Linked DNA regions of Homo sapiens: region 2 is linked to region 1. A link is a loop called in an ENCODE intact Hi-C map of the cell type or tissue named here. Cell type or tissue: GM12878. All regions are shown on one strand. Links, peaks and the distances in the headings refer to the core of each region. The heading gives the core; the rest is flanking DNA. Region 1 has its middle 33 kb from the start of LINC02159. Region 2 holds the start of LOC105377694 (a long non-coding RNA gene).

What was found. Hi-C counts contacts between places; a loop is a spot of excess contacts. Peaks named below come from ENCODE experiments on the same cell type or tissue, not always from the same donor. Only the 100,000 strongest peaks of a DNase experiment are listed, where the experiment ranks them.
Region 2: it touches region 1 in a loop (2.8-fold over the local background); 1 of 110 quality-filtered maps calls a loop at or near these places.

Annotation. Positions count from the first base shown.
Region 1 is chr5:160,965,152-160,977,285 of GRCh38, reverse strand. No RefSeq gene overlaps it. Among named protein-coding and RNA genes, the nearest start is that of LINC02159, 33 kb to the right of the region's middle. In GM12878, for the core only: a CTCF peak has its summit at 6,323 (motif pointing left); no DNase peak of the experiment used is centred there.
Region 2 is chr5:161,379,397-161,381,896 of GRCh38, reverse strand. All of the region lies in intron 5 of GABRB2 (gamma-aminobutyric acid type A receptor subunit beta2), which reads left to right. It overlaps LOC105377694 (a long non-coding RNA gene), which reads right to left and starts at 797. Exons shown (of 4, transcript XR_001742957.2): 1 at 717-797. In GM12878, for the core only: no CTCF peak of the experiment used is centred there; a DNase peak (open chromatin) is centred at 1,176.

The DNA of each region.
Region 1 (12,134 bases), core at 5,350-7,849:
TTTGCCCCAGTTGACAGTGGGCAGCTTCTGCTGACAGTTTCTTCAGGCTTTGCCTCAGCAGCAGAAAGACACCCAAGGGCATGCCCTTCTTAGGGACCCTCATATACAATGACTGATCAAGGCAGGGGTCCGAAGATCCAAACAACCAGGTTATTTTGGCCAACAGAAGAACAATTCTGTGGGGTTGGCTGAGGCTTTGTCAGGCCACATCCCAGTTCAAATCTGCATCTGCCTAGCTTTTTCTTCTCCAACTTTCCCTCCATGTTTGTTGATCTCTAACAAAAATCCTACAAGCCAAACTTTGTCTCAATGTCTGCTACCAGAGAAGCCAACATATGACATATTATTTAGGACCTACATCCTTGACCTTTTAGTGAATTCCTAGGACCATGCTAAACATTGTGGGGTTTATAAAGGAGGTGCACATTCTTGTCCCCAAGAAACTCCCTAGGAACGCAAAATACACATGCACACATATACATGCTCACACACATGTACACATAAATACATGTGTACTAAAGTAACTAAATAATAACGGAATATTATTTAGGTGATAATATGCAAATATAAGTGATTGTGTCACAAAATGACAGGCAGAGAGAATGTATACAGAAAATTTAAAAGGCCAGTCTAGTTCAGGGAAAGGAGATGGGCTTGTGTGGACTCTGAGGGTTGGGAAGAATTGGGAAAAGCACCCTAACATATAATTTAAAATGTTTTCCCTTCTAGCAGAAAATATGCATTCTGGCCTTCTCAATTCATGATAAACAACCAGATTAAATGTAGCTACTAATCCCATGAGCCCTTGCAATTTGTCAGGAAATTGCAAAACGGGAGCCTAGAAATCTGGAGGACTGCAACAGAACCAAGAAGCCATGCTCATTTAATACAGCTGACCTGGCAGCTTAAAGGTCATCGTGGTGTATTGGGTATGGAATGTGTTGAGCAGCCTTAAGGAGATTCTGGAAGGTTTCAGATAAGAAGGTTTGGCAAACACCATGTCTGTGCTCACTCACTGGGCTCCAAAACTGGCTTCCCACTTGGTTGCAAATGTTGGATGACAGGACCCCTGTCAGATCAAATCCTGGGTCCCCTCAATACACACAGAAGGAGGTGAGGTCTAAGCAGCATTTGTCCAATGGGCAAATAAATGAACAGGCAGAAGAAAACACTCTTCCAAGCTGCCTTACTCTTTTATTCATTCAAACATTCATTCAACATTATTTATTGAAAGCTTACTATGTGTCAAGGACTGTTCTAAATACTGCACTCAAAGGTCATAAAGGTCTAGCGGGAGTGAGAGATCATAAAATATAAAAAATCAGAAAAACAAATGATTACCATTTTGATAACTGCTATAGCATCAATAAATAGGGAAAAAGTGAGGACAAGCTCCTCAACACAGGCCAGTGGGGAAAGGCTTTCCAAAGGAGGAGACAAGTAGGTAGAAACCATAGAACTGGGTGGGAAGGTAGCAGGTGAGGTGAAGGGATTACATTTTAGGCAGGAAGAAGAGCTTGTGGGAGGAGTCTGAGAAAGAAGGTACTGTAGAACGTTTGAAAAATTATGAAAAAGCCAGGTGGCTAGAAAAGAGTGAAGGAGGGGCAGGTAACTCAAGTGAGGATGGAAAAGAAGCAGGATAGATCACTCAGGGCTGTGTCAGGAGTTTGGATGCAACCCATGGGCAAAGGGAAGCTCATTAAACATGAACAGTAATCCAGTTAAGTTTAAAAGCACATTCCTTCTGCAAGGTGGAGAACTGATCCCAGATGGCTTGACCAAAGACTTTGGAAGGCCAGTGTGATAGCATGTTCTTGGTCTCTGCGTCTTCCACTCTTCTGTTGCTTTGTAGTGGTTTCCAGCCCCAGAATTGAACTGCAGAACTTATCATGGTGCGTGCATGCTGGTGAAACTGGTGGTCTCCTAAATTGAGTTTGGGGAGATGCATATGAGAAAGGCAGTGGAGCACATCTAGAAATAACTTAGGTGTTGGTGCCAGTTATGTGGCATGTTGAGCTTTGATCATTTCACCTCCCTGGGCCTTGATTTTGTTCATCTTTAAAGAAAATTAAACAGCATCCTCTCTACTTTCCCTGTACAGGGTGGGGGGTGAGGAGTCATGAGATAACAAATGACTTAGAGGCATAGTACTTTTATAACCTGGAATTAGATGGCAGGAAAACAACAAAAAAATAGCATGGTAGTTTTTAGAAAATAGAGCTATTTTCTTCATAAAATATTGTTATTAAATTACCAGTAAGACAGATAGACTACATTGGTGAGAAGTCAGAAGGATAGAATTTGAAAGAAGAGACATAATTTTGCTATTTTCAAGTATATACATTTATAACAAGTAGAGAAAAATTTATTTCTGGTGATAATGCTACAGAATTCCTCTTAAGATATGCAAACCATATTTCTTGAACAATGTCCCGAGACACTGTCTTGGGGTCATTGAGCTGCAGTGGGGAATGCATGTCAGCTTACACAGAGCCTTCAGAGAAGGGCAGAACTATCTACCTCCTAATAGCAGGGAAGAAAACTTGCTCCTAAAAGGGAGGGGAAAAAAAGAAAATGGCAAGGAATGAACAGGAGAGGAGGGGAGAGAGACAAGAGTGGCAGAAAACATTGTAGGATACCGTGTTTTCTCTCCCCTTGACCCCTCAAATCTTCAGTAAGGTGATCTAGCTCACAAAATGGGAGTAGCTTTACTTCCCTGAAAACAGGAGAATGGGCCAATGGCACAACTGACTGCAGGAGATAAGGACAGAAGTCATCAAGAGAATGCAAGGTCCTGGGGACTCCTAAAAATCTTGGAGCTTCGGAATTAGTCATTCAAACCAAGATTGCTTTGTTCGCCAAAAGGCAAGAATGCCACTGCTATAACCTGAGTTATAAGGGAAAGCAAACAAAGATTATTACAGAGTACACTTAGATACGCAGGTATCTCGCAAATGAGCACATTCATTAAAGCTGCCCACTTACTTGAGACTAGTTATTGTTTTGTTTTTTAATGCAGACCTAAGGGTCACCTTTCTCACATCATTGTTTGCATTGCCAAACTCTTTCTTCCCAGAACATGGAAGCTTAACCAATTCCTTCTCCAAATCATATAATTCCAGTTCACTTGAACTAGATGCATTTCTGTGCATTTCTTTAAACAGCCATCAGAATACAAGGTAGCATGAGCTTATCTGAGAGGTAAGCAGCAAAGAAATCACTGACTTAAGTGGGTGGAGAATAAAGACTTCATGCTTCCTCCTAGGAAATAGCATTCAAGAGAAAAAGACATTTCTTTTTTTTTCTTTTTTATTAACTGTTCTTTTTAAGTTCAGGGATACACGTGCAGATTTGTTACATATGTAAACTTGTGTCATGGGGGTTTCTGGTACAGATTATTTCATCACCCAGGTATTAAGCCTAGTACCCATTAGATATTTTTCCTGATTTTTTTCCTCCTCCCACCCTCCAGTCTCAAGAGGGCCCCTGTGTATATTATTCCCCTCTATGTGTCCATGTGTTCTCATCATTTACGTCCCACTTATAAGAACAAGTGGTATTTGGTTTTCTGTTCCTGCATTAGTTTGCTAAGATAATGGCCTCCAGCTCCATCCACGTCCCTGCAAAGGACATGATCTCATTCTTTTTTATGACTGTGTAGTATTACATGGTGTATATGTACCACATTTTCTTTATCCAGTTTATCGTTGAGGGGCATTTAGGTTGATTGCATGTCTTTGTTATTGTGAATAATGCTGCAGTGAACAGACGTGTGCATGTGTCTTTATAGTTGAACAATTTACATTCCCTTGAGTATATACCCAGTAATGGAATTGCTGAGTCAAATGGCATTTCTGTCTTTTAGTCTTTGAAAAATCACCACGTTGTGGAGGAAGACATTTCTAATATAGCATTTTCAGATTTGATTTTCATTATGACATTTCTTTAATATTATAAAATGCTTAAGAATATTGGCTCTAGAAACTAATTCCTAAGTTCAAATTCTTATTCTATAACTTGCTATTGTGTGACCTTTTGCAAGTCTCTTAACCTCTCTGAGCTTCAGCTCAATCTTCCATAAAATGAGCACAGGATTATGGTAAGTATTAAGAGTAGATGAGTCCTTACCAGAGTGCCTGGTACTGCATAAACACTTAGCAAATACTGTCTTTATTTCTATAATTATCACTATATTTAATATGTGTGCTCTTTATCATTGCTACCTAGAGCTGAAACTGCATACAAAAATCTATTAATAATACAATTTCTCATTTAACTAGTCTAAGCTAACCTTTAAAGAGGTGAGTTTATGCTCAAAGTTATATATTTGACATTTCTAATCTAATGCTTATTTTTATTGGCTCTTCCTGGTTGCAATGGTATCATCAAAACTTACCGGTTCTATTGTCACAATCTTCTGCTAAGGCAAAAGGAAGAATCCTATTCAACTGAACTCATTAATGGCTGATAAGGACATAAGGTATAAAATAACTTAGATGTAATTTTCTTCATTCTTAATTCAAAGGCATGGGTTATCATGGATGGATGGCATGTTTATGGATACCATTCATGGACAGACACTCCAAAAAATTTACCTCTTATCTCGAGTTTTGCTTTGATTTAGTCACATGACCATGAAACAGTCATTTAGCCTTTCTAGGTCTTACTTTGCTCATTAGTAACATAACATCAAGAAATACGTCTAGGTCCATTTTTATTTTAAGGCGTATGAAATTCATATTACATTTTGAAAAATTTTAGAGAATGTTCTAGATCTGGATCTGCAATTAGAATGTATAGAAAAAAGAATAGGATCAAAACCAAGAGATTCAGGTTCTGAATCCAATTCTCCTATGTTTTTATTATGACTAAATTCTTGATTTTATTCTTGAATAAACTTTGCTTCTTCGTTATCTTTAAAATAAAATTATTACATTAAAGCTATACCCTCCAAAGCAATCCATGGATTTGCAAAACAATGGGTTAGGTGTATAGATTTCCTTGCTATAGGAATTCCCAGTGAGTTGAAATGCCAATGTGCACCGTGGCTATTAGAGCAGGGATTACTTTACAGTCTTTCTAAAATTTCTTTTATGAAAGAGCCATTCCTTTTTTCCCACTGTGGCGCTTACTTCATGAAATACCCTTTAAAAAAAAATGGAGCCAGGCAACCAGCAAAGTCCTTTGTGATTTTGGCAGCTCTAGCCCTAGTCTTCTGTGAATTTGGGGTGAATATGGCAGCAGGGATGAAGGAGAAACAGATTTCAAACCATAGATTCAGTGCAGCCTCATTCAACATCCACAGCAGAGCAGCAATGCTCTCAAAGAGTTAAACTGCCCTCCCTTAAGCCCAAATTCACAGGCCCAGAGGAGTTTGGGATCTAAAGGAGTTATCCTTTTTTTTTTTTTTTTTTTTTTAAGTCTATTTATCTGTCGCTAATAGAAAGATGGGAAAAAATTCTATAACATAAAATATTATAAGCCTCTGTTCTGTGGGATTTTTATAATTCAAGTAAAAGCATTCTGGAAAATGAAAACTTTAAAGAGGTTTCTTTTGCAGAATGGAACAAAAGAGTTGGGCCTCTTCACCTGGCTAATGCTGATAATTATCTGTGAAGACCTCTCTTGCTCTCTCAGATGAGTTTCTCTAGGTTTCAAAAGGAACTAATTCCCCAACAGCTTGAAAGGATAGAAAAGAGGTTGTCAGATGATAAAGTTGTTTGGCTTGACATAAAAGATTCTGAAACTCAGTATGAAAAGAAATGCTTCTAACATGACCTCCTCAATGACAAAAATTGGCATGTTTTAAAATTGCCACAATGTTTTATACAAAGTTTTTTATAAACAAACCAATGGTCTAATGTTGTCTTTATTATAAATTTGGTGATGATGGTATTAGAAAACTTGTAATTTAAACCCAGTAAGGAATGAAATAGAATTACTAAATTAAGTATTCGAAGTAAAGACCTTAGAGATTAACTTGTTTGTTGTCTTTCATTCAAAGAAGAAGAAATCAGTCCAGAGAGAGAAAGTGACTTACACCAGGTCATGTGGTAGATTAGCGTCAGAGCCCAAGTTAGAAATCTTGTCTCAAACATTATTTTAAAATAAGCTGGATTTGGCAGACATGGATCTGGATATTTTATTTTTTTAATATGCAAGCTTTTGTTTTAAAATCCTTACTATAATCATCCATGAAAATATAGAGTTTTCGTATTTTGAGGAGCTTAATACTATCCCTTTAAGAATAATAATGTGAGCACTTACTTCTAAAACCACAGTAGCAATACTGCTTTAATAAAATGCCACCTAGTGGAGCTTTGGAAGCAAAACACACTTCCTCCATATATCCCTCTCAAAAAGAAACACCTTCTTTACACTCACACTTTAATCAATATCATTATCTCCCTGAGTGCTACATGATTAAAAATAACACTGAAAATTGTCCTACTTCCAGAACACAGCAGGGAAGATGACACTGCACAAAAATAAGTTGGATCACAAGAAAGAAGACATATGGGGTCAAATTGAAACACATGGGGCTAAAGGGCCTTAAATCTTTACCCCCATTTTACTGTAATAGAAAAAAGAATTAGAAGCAAATTTGTTGTGCTAACATCTTTCCATGGTTTGGGGGATCCAAATTGGCCTGGAAGGTGGTGCATGTAAAGGGTGAACATTATGAACAACTTACCAGAAAAAAAAAAACTCTCTGGAATCAGAAAACCTCAGGACTACGAAGTACCTAAAATGGTTTCTGGTTCAGCTTTCAGACTGTGGTGAGGTCCTCACTGATTCAATTTAAAGACCCCACCCAGATAGTAACGTGAACAGCATCATGGAAGAATGAATGGGCCAATCTGTAAAGTTACACATGGAAAACTAAAAATAATGCATGAATACTAGATAGGCTTTTTCAACTCAGTAGAAAAAAGAACCCTCAAAATCAAAAGTGTCCAACATGGAATGAAAAGGCTGTCCCTGGAAGGCTGGAGAAGTATAAGTCGAAACTATTACACTGTTAAATTTAAAGAGGCTTAATATTAACCTCATAGAGACCTAATATTTAAAAGAAATTGGAGGGAACTGTGCTTAAGGGGAGAAGATTTAGGAATCTGTCTTTGTCTTAGGTTGGTTCTTCCGGGAAACAGACTCTGAGAGGGAGATTTGAGTTCAGGATGTTGATTGAGAAGTGCTCTTGGGATCAGTACCTGTGGAGGAGTGAGGGAAACAGGGCTGGGCAGAGGGAGGCATTGAGCAGTTATACACAATCAAGAAAGGCTTCAGCAGATTCCATGAGGAGGTCTAGAGCTGGAATGGCCTTTACAGTTGCCCTGTAAAGAGGCAAGGAAGCTAGACTGTTATATGCCTGCTAATCAGTCATGGCTTTGGGGTTGCCCCAGGGGCAAAGGTGTGATCTTGTATTAACAGCCTTCTTTGAGAATAATTCTCAGAGGGAAATTCAACTGAAAGCAGTCAGCTGTCAATACATGAGTGCCTCAGCTTAAAAGGGGCATGTGGACAGGTCCTGACAGCATCCACTAAAGCATCTCTCCCTGTCTCTCTAGAATGCAACCAGGAAGCTACTCTTGTCATACTCCAAAGCTAAATAACCTTTAGCCTGCAGTTGTTCACAAAAGAGTGTTCCTCAAGCCTTTTTGTTTTCTATCTGCATGCTTCGGAATACCTCCCCCACCACCCCACATACAATCGTTTGCATTGGCCCTTTTCTATAATATCTCAGGATACAATAGCCTATGTTATGATAAGATAAAAGTCTAACTCATCTTTTTCTGACATTTGTCATATAAATTGTGTCCCACTTTGACTCTTAACTTCTCTGCACCTTATTTTTTAATCTACCAAATGGGTATAATCATATCCCCTCTCATTATTATTATGGAGACTAGATAAAATAATGGCTGCAAACTAGCATAATATTTAATCCACAGTAAATAATTTGCTATTCATTATTATAGAAAGAGAGAGAGAGAGAGAGAGATTCGTGTATATATGTACTCACACACACAAACACTTTCAGCCCCTAGTCTCCAATGTCTTTGCCTAGACCAATGGTTCTCAGAAGTCCCTAAGACCCTTTTCATTGGCTCAAATTGTTTTTGTAGTAATACTACAGTATTAATTGCCTTTTTCACTTTCCTTTTTTTCTTGAGGGTAAAATGAAGTTTTTCAGAGGCTGACATGTATTGATATCATTTCTTTGATGTCAATATGTAATGAGTTTATTACTGCTATTTTGAAATAAATTTACAAAAATTTAACTTTTTTTTCTAATTTCCCATGTGCTAAATATGGAGAGATGTAATCTATGTAAAGAAAACCTTTCGGGAAGTCCTCAGTAATTGTTATAAGTGCAAAGTGTCCTGAACCTAAAATGTTTGAGAACCACTGACCTGGACATACCGTTGCCTCCTTCCAAACTTCTCTCCACATTCACCACCCACTTTTACCACCAAACCTGCCTGACAGCCTTCCCTGACTTCTATTTCAAGGCTGCTCTCTCTGCTTTTAATATTAAGATCAACTCAGGATACGTTCTTGGAGATGGAGACATGGGATGAGGTCAGAGAGTACGCAATATGTTTTGCCCTGAGGGACAGTCACATGAAAGCTTCTTGAATATCAAATGAGGTACCAGTGAATCAAACATCGCAGTTAGAACTTGCACAGAAGATGCTGAGTGGCACCAAATGGATCACAGTGACTGACGCCCTGCTGCACAGTTGCTGACTATATTTTAGAACAAGCATGTGCAGAACTATGTGGATCCCATCGTTAAATAAATTATCACGTGAGACTTTCTCTAGTAATTACCATAGAGATGACTCACTCAAGTCAATTTGACAGTGGGACAGAAAGTTGCAACAATGCAGTTTTAAACTGTCAGAATTTAGAAAAGAAGTAACTCTCATGATATTTGCACAGACCTTAGTTTCTTATCTTCTCTCTAGCCCTTGAGGATTGTAAGCTTTCAATGGAGGAAGGGGTAGGAATAGCAACAGGAACATGGTGTGTCCCTGCAAAAAAGAATTTTATGCAAAAGGGAGAACAAAAAATGGTAAGAAAGGTATTTGTAATGCTACAGAACTCTGCGTCCTGCAGCAGTTCAGGTGCTGCTCTCATTTTTTCCTCCCAAAAGTCCTGTAAAGTAGAAATGGCCACCCACATTTGACAGATAAGAAACTTGAGCATAGGAGATGTATAAATGACTTGCTTGAGGCCACTCCTCAATTCGGTGATAGAATTGGGTTGCTCACCATGTCTTCCCCCACAAAAAAATCACACTTTGCCTTTTGTGAGCCAGATTGATCCAATTTTGAATTTAATTTAGTGTTTATTAATCACCTAAATAGGCACTGAGCTAGAATCAATAGGGTCTTCAAAGACGAAGCTGTACATACCCACATGGCCCCTGCCCTCAACGGAGCCATTGTGATAATGAAGTAGACATAGAGTCCTGCAGAAACCCAGAAGGGGGTGAAAGGGAAGAACTCCCTGAAGAAGGTATAATTCTTGTCCTATTTTATAGACAAGAAAACAAGAGTCTCCAAAGTGATGAAACAATGTGTTCAATGTACACAAGTAGGAAGATCTAGAGTGTGGATTCACATAGCAGCCTGTGTGATTCATAAACCCCAGGACTGTTCTGGGGGGCACACTCCTCAGCATAAGGACCTGAGGAACACCTTGTATGATGAGTGTGTACAGCGGACTAGGATGTCTTTGTCCACCCCTCAATTAGATTTACACCCTCCCTCTAGCCAGTGTGGCCTAATGGCCAGGAAGTCAGTGTTATGAGTAACAGAAGAGACTTCAAAAACTAGTAATAAACATCTGCTTGCAGAAGGGCGCTCTGGATGGGGAGCTGGGGGGATGTGAAAAAGTTTTATCATTTACCTGACAGCTCTTTTGTGCTTTTATCGTACATCATATACAAGTGTTACTTTTTTAATTAAAAGAAAGGTTACTTACAGGGAAAGGGGGGTATAGAGGGAGAGAAGAACGAAAGAAGGGAAGAAGGGGCCTTTGAGACGGGATTAAAGGGTGTATAGGATTTTGAAAGATAGGCAAAGGGAGAAGACACATCAGGAGACAAAAATTTGAGCAGAGGCTGCAAGATAGCAAAGTACAAAGCTTTTGTGAGGAAAAGCCTGAAGTAGACAGAATGATGAAAGACCAGAAAGGATTATAGGGAGATAAAGTAGAAAAAGACAGATGGGGGCAGATCCTGGAGAGCTGTGCCTGTCATTAAAGAAGATCAAATTTCCAGACCAGCTATGAAGAGTAAGGAAGAAGGAAAATGATTTCTTTTCCATAGTTCTTCACATTTCAGAAATACTTTCACCAGAAAGACTTCTAAAAATTTCTTCCCCCTGACCAATTGTAAAATTACATTGTCTAACCAAATTTATAATTTTCCACACTAGAATGGATGCCTTTCTTGTCTAATTATTTTATTCCTTTCTTGATACCATCCTCTGCCTTATTTTTGTATCCTAATTTGATTCTAAACCTCAGCTTTCTAAGGATTATGAAACAGCAAAAACATACTGACCTGCAGCTTTGCTGATCAGAATTATCAGAGGGAAGAGTGATTTCAGAGTGTCTCAACCAGTCCCCTTAGTTCACAATCAACACAGTGAGGCCCAGAGAGGGACAGGGCTCTCCCAAGGTCACACAGACAAACTCACAGTCCAGTGCCCTCATCAGTTTTCTGTGTCTGGCCCATCACCTGTTTGCCTGCTCAACTCGTTCCAGGGGCTCAGTTTTTGCTGAGGTAAGAGCAGATTCCAAACCAGATCATCATTTTTCTACATAAAGAGAATATCATTACCCTGCTTTCAGGAGTCAGGAGGGAAAGCACAGAGAGATCAGGGGCTGGCCCATGTCACACAACCAACTTGGCCAGAACTGATGCCATACTCATCTCTCCACAGTCCCATGATATCTCCATTTTCTTCACCCTGCAAGCGATTTTGGCATAAAGTTCTAGATGGGAAAATAGATGCAATCAATATGCCATTACTGTACCCATTTCCAAATTCAAAAGGACCAACTTTCATCCAAGAGGCCATGTGTCATAAAATATAAAGGCTTCTGCCACTCTACCTCCAGAAGCACTTCCTATTTGACCATAGAGTAGACACAGTCAGGGGAGAATTGGAGCAGAGTTTGGAAGTTAATCTATACTTTAGTCCCCAGCAAATTGCCTTTGAGTTTCTGCTTAAATTTTGAATAACATGCTACAACTACATATCAGGCAGTTTTCCCTATTTTCAGTCACTTGTTTTAAAGTTGTATTGTTATTAAAATCTCTATAATGATTCAATCTCAAAGGACTTCATGCTCAAGAAGTACAGTCCGTATGCAATAATAATGAGAAAGGAATTTCATTCTACACTCAAGAGCATGAGAAGGGACCCAAATAAAGGGACTACAACTGTATATAATGAAATTCTCTTTCTTCTTTCATCCTTTTTTCTCAATGTGCAGCTGTTCGACACCAACCTCCCTATCAAAATTCCTCCTCTGCTCCCATTAAGGCAGCTTCTTTTCCCTCTCACTTCAATTACCCTCTCTTTCCCAACCATTTATTCTACAGTTTGACTTGGCATCTCTCTTAGCAAGAAAGCATCACTCCTTCAGAAGAGAAATTTATCTGGCAATTTTGGGATTCTCTTTTGTGGGCTGTGTCAGTGTATGTAAATGTCCTCATATTAGTTCATTCTTGCTTTGCTATAAAGATATACCTGAGACTGGGTAATTTATAAAGAAAAGGGATTTAATTGGCTCATGATTCTGCAGGCTATACAGGAATCATAGCTGGGGAGGCCTCAGGAAACTTGCAATCATGGTGGAGGGCAAAGGGGAAGCAGGCACGTCTTACATGGCCAGAGCAGGAGGAAAGGGGGGCGGGGGGAGGTGCTACACACTTTTAAAACAACCATATCTCTTGAGAACTCTATCATGAGAAGAGCACTAGGGGGATGGTGCTAAACCATTAGAAACCACCTCATGATCCAGTCACCTCCTACCAGGCCCCATCTCCAACACGGGGGATTACAATTTGACATAAGATTTGGGCAGAGACACTGACCCAAACCATATCAGTC
Region 2 (2,500 bases), core at 1-2,500, 410 kb before region 1:
ATTTTATCTGATCTGCACACCAGATGTATGAAATATCTATCATTATTTAGTAGATGAGGAAACAGCTCAGAAGTGTTTGTCTTTTGTTATAAACTGCAAAGCTAAAAGATAGCAGAGACTGGATTTGAATCTGAGTTTGCCCACTCCAAAGCTCATGCTCGTAACCTCTTCAGTATACTTTATTATTTCATCTTCAGCATGGAGATCCATGGACAGTGTCACCCTACTTAGCTCCTGACCTGCCTCCAAGTGGCAGAGACATTTTTCCTTTTGTAAAGTGTACCCTGAATATCCACTCACCCCCTTCAGAATAAAGCCCATCTCCTCTTCTAGGATGTTGTCTCAATGCATCAACCATGTCAGAGTACATCTCTACATGTAATAAATGAATTATCTATACAAATCACCTGCAGACTCTCTTTTCACCCTTAATTCCCCACCCTGAGTCTTTCTCTTGCCTTATGTGCCAAGGAGGGCACAAGTTGACTTCATATACTTTTCATCATTCTAAATAAATTCTTATAATGATACTGCTGTCATTATAAGGATGTGATGGTAGTGCTGCTGAGAGTGATGGATTCCATTCACTGAATATCTGATATATCTAAGGAGTTATACTCAGTGTGTTACACATTAACAGTAGTCCCAACAGTAGATATTATGATCTTCATTTTACAGATGTAGAAACTCAGGCTCAAAAAGTTGAAGTGACTTACCCATGGTCACTCAAGCTGGTACATGCAAATGCTAGAACTTGAACCCAGTACTGTGTGATTCCAAAGCTCATGTTTTCTCTACTGAAAAAGATTAAAAGAGAAATAAGTATATGTACAGGGAAGATTGAGAGGTCTCTTAATTCTGTCATTTGTGGACAAGCCTCTGTGTCTCTGCATGTTTTTTGTTCTGAAGCTCCATGATAGGGTCTATGAAGTCACATAAAGATCTGTTTGTTTTAAATCCCATGACATTTTTATACCTTTCCTTTAAACCCCTCCTACTCACCCCACATTCAGTAAAGCCCTTTTTTTTTTACCCTTGTAAAATCTTGAGAAAAACTGACCTCAAGATTGTGGTGTACCAATACACAACCATTTTATTTCCACCTCACTATACAGTCTTTCATTCTGGCTCCATGTAAGTGTGTGCTCACCCTTGTCTTTGCAGCATTTATGGTTTTCAAATTTTCTGCATTACTTAAGACTTGATTGAACTCAGCTCTGGAAACTCTCAGCTCTTCAATTTTAAAACGTCAGATTTTTTTTTTTCACAAGAGCATTGCATGTTCTAAACAGAAAAGTTAGCAACTTAGCAATGCTCCTGAAACTCTGCCCAGGAAGCTCATTCCCCTCAACTGTCAGAATGCAGCTCAACTCTCAATGCCTCAAGGCAGTAGTTGTTACCTGCAAATGCAATTGGGTGCAAAGTTACTACAATTGGGTTTTAAATAGAGATTTGAGCATTTCATTAAGAAAGAGAAAGAAAATTGTAAAGTCCATAATTTTTGTAGGCTACAGTGAAAGTGATCTGGCTTTTCATAAAATAATAAAGTTGCTTTCCAGGGCCTAGGTGACAATTCACACCCTCAGTAGTAAATTAAATTCCTAAAGAGGTAAAATTTTATAGAAGGAAATTGTAGTATTATGGAGTTGTGAGATAAGGCATACCTGATTCCAAAAACAATAGGTTCTTTTTCAAAATCTATTTGTCTATTAATGTGTAGTCTTTATAATTCTTATATCAATACCTGAGATATTTGCTTAAAATGTAGACTTCTGGGCCATATTTCAAGCTTAATGAATTAGATTCTATAGAATTAGGGGCCCAAGCAATAAAAAAGAAAAATTAGGGACACATAGATAAGTTTTTTATAAGGGAATTGAATGAGGTAAACTCTGTAAAGTTGGCAGGACCCTCAGTTTATTGCTGTAGTTAATTGTGTTCTTTGCCCCTCTTTTTGCATCTTGTCCCTTTTCTTCTTCAGGATTTTCCTCCATATTTTACCACATTTTCTCTCCAGAAAGAGTGCAGTCAGCCCTTTCACACTGTGGCACTGGTAACTGACAGTGGCTTCAAATGTTCCCCTTTCTGGAAGCTGCATTTACAATTTAACATGTGTTAAACCTGAGCTTCATTTCAACCAAGGAATGAAGCTCTAGTAGTGCAAGTTGATTTGACTCAGAAAGGGGGTAATTGGAAGTGGCAGGCAGTGAAAACTTATTTTAATGGATGCTAGAATTAATGTATGAATGTCTGCTTCTATAGCCAGAGTGTGGACTCCATCATCCAGAATATTTCAGCACCTGAAGAGGCGAATCAACATAATAGAAATGGAATGAAATTTGAGAATGTATTATTTGAAATATCTTAATACAGATCATCTGTAGGTGTCTTGTTCTGTGATTGCTGTGAGATTTCTTTTTTTACATTGTGCTTAAATATTTAAAATGTTTATAAATCTAAGCATACTTCTCAGGAAAAGGCATAAATTCTTTAAACTCAG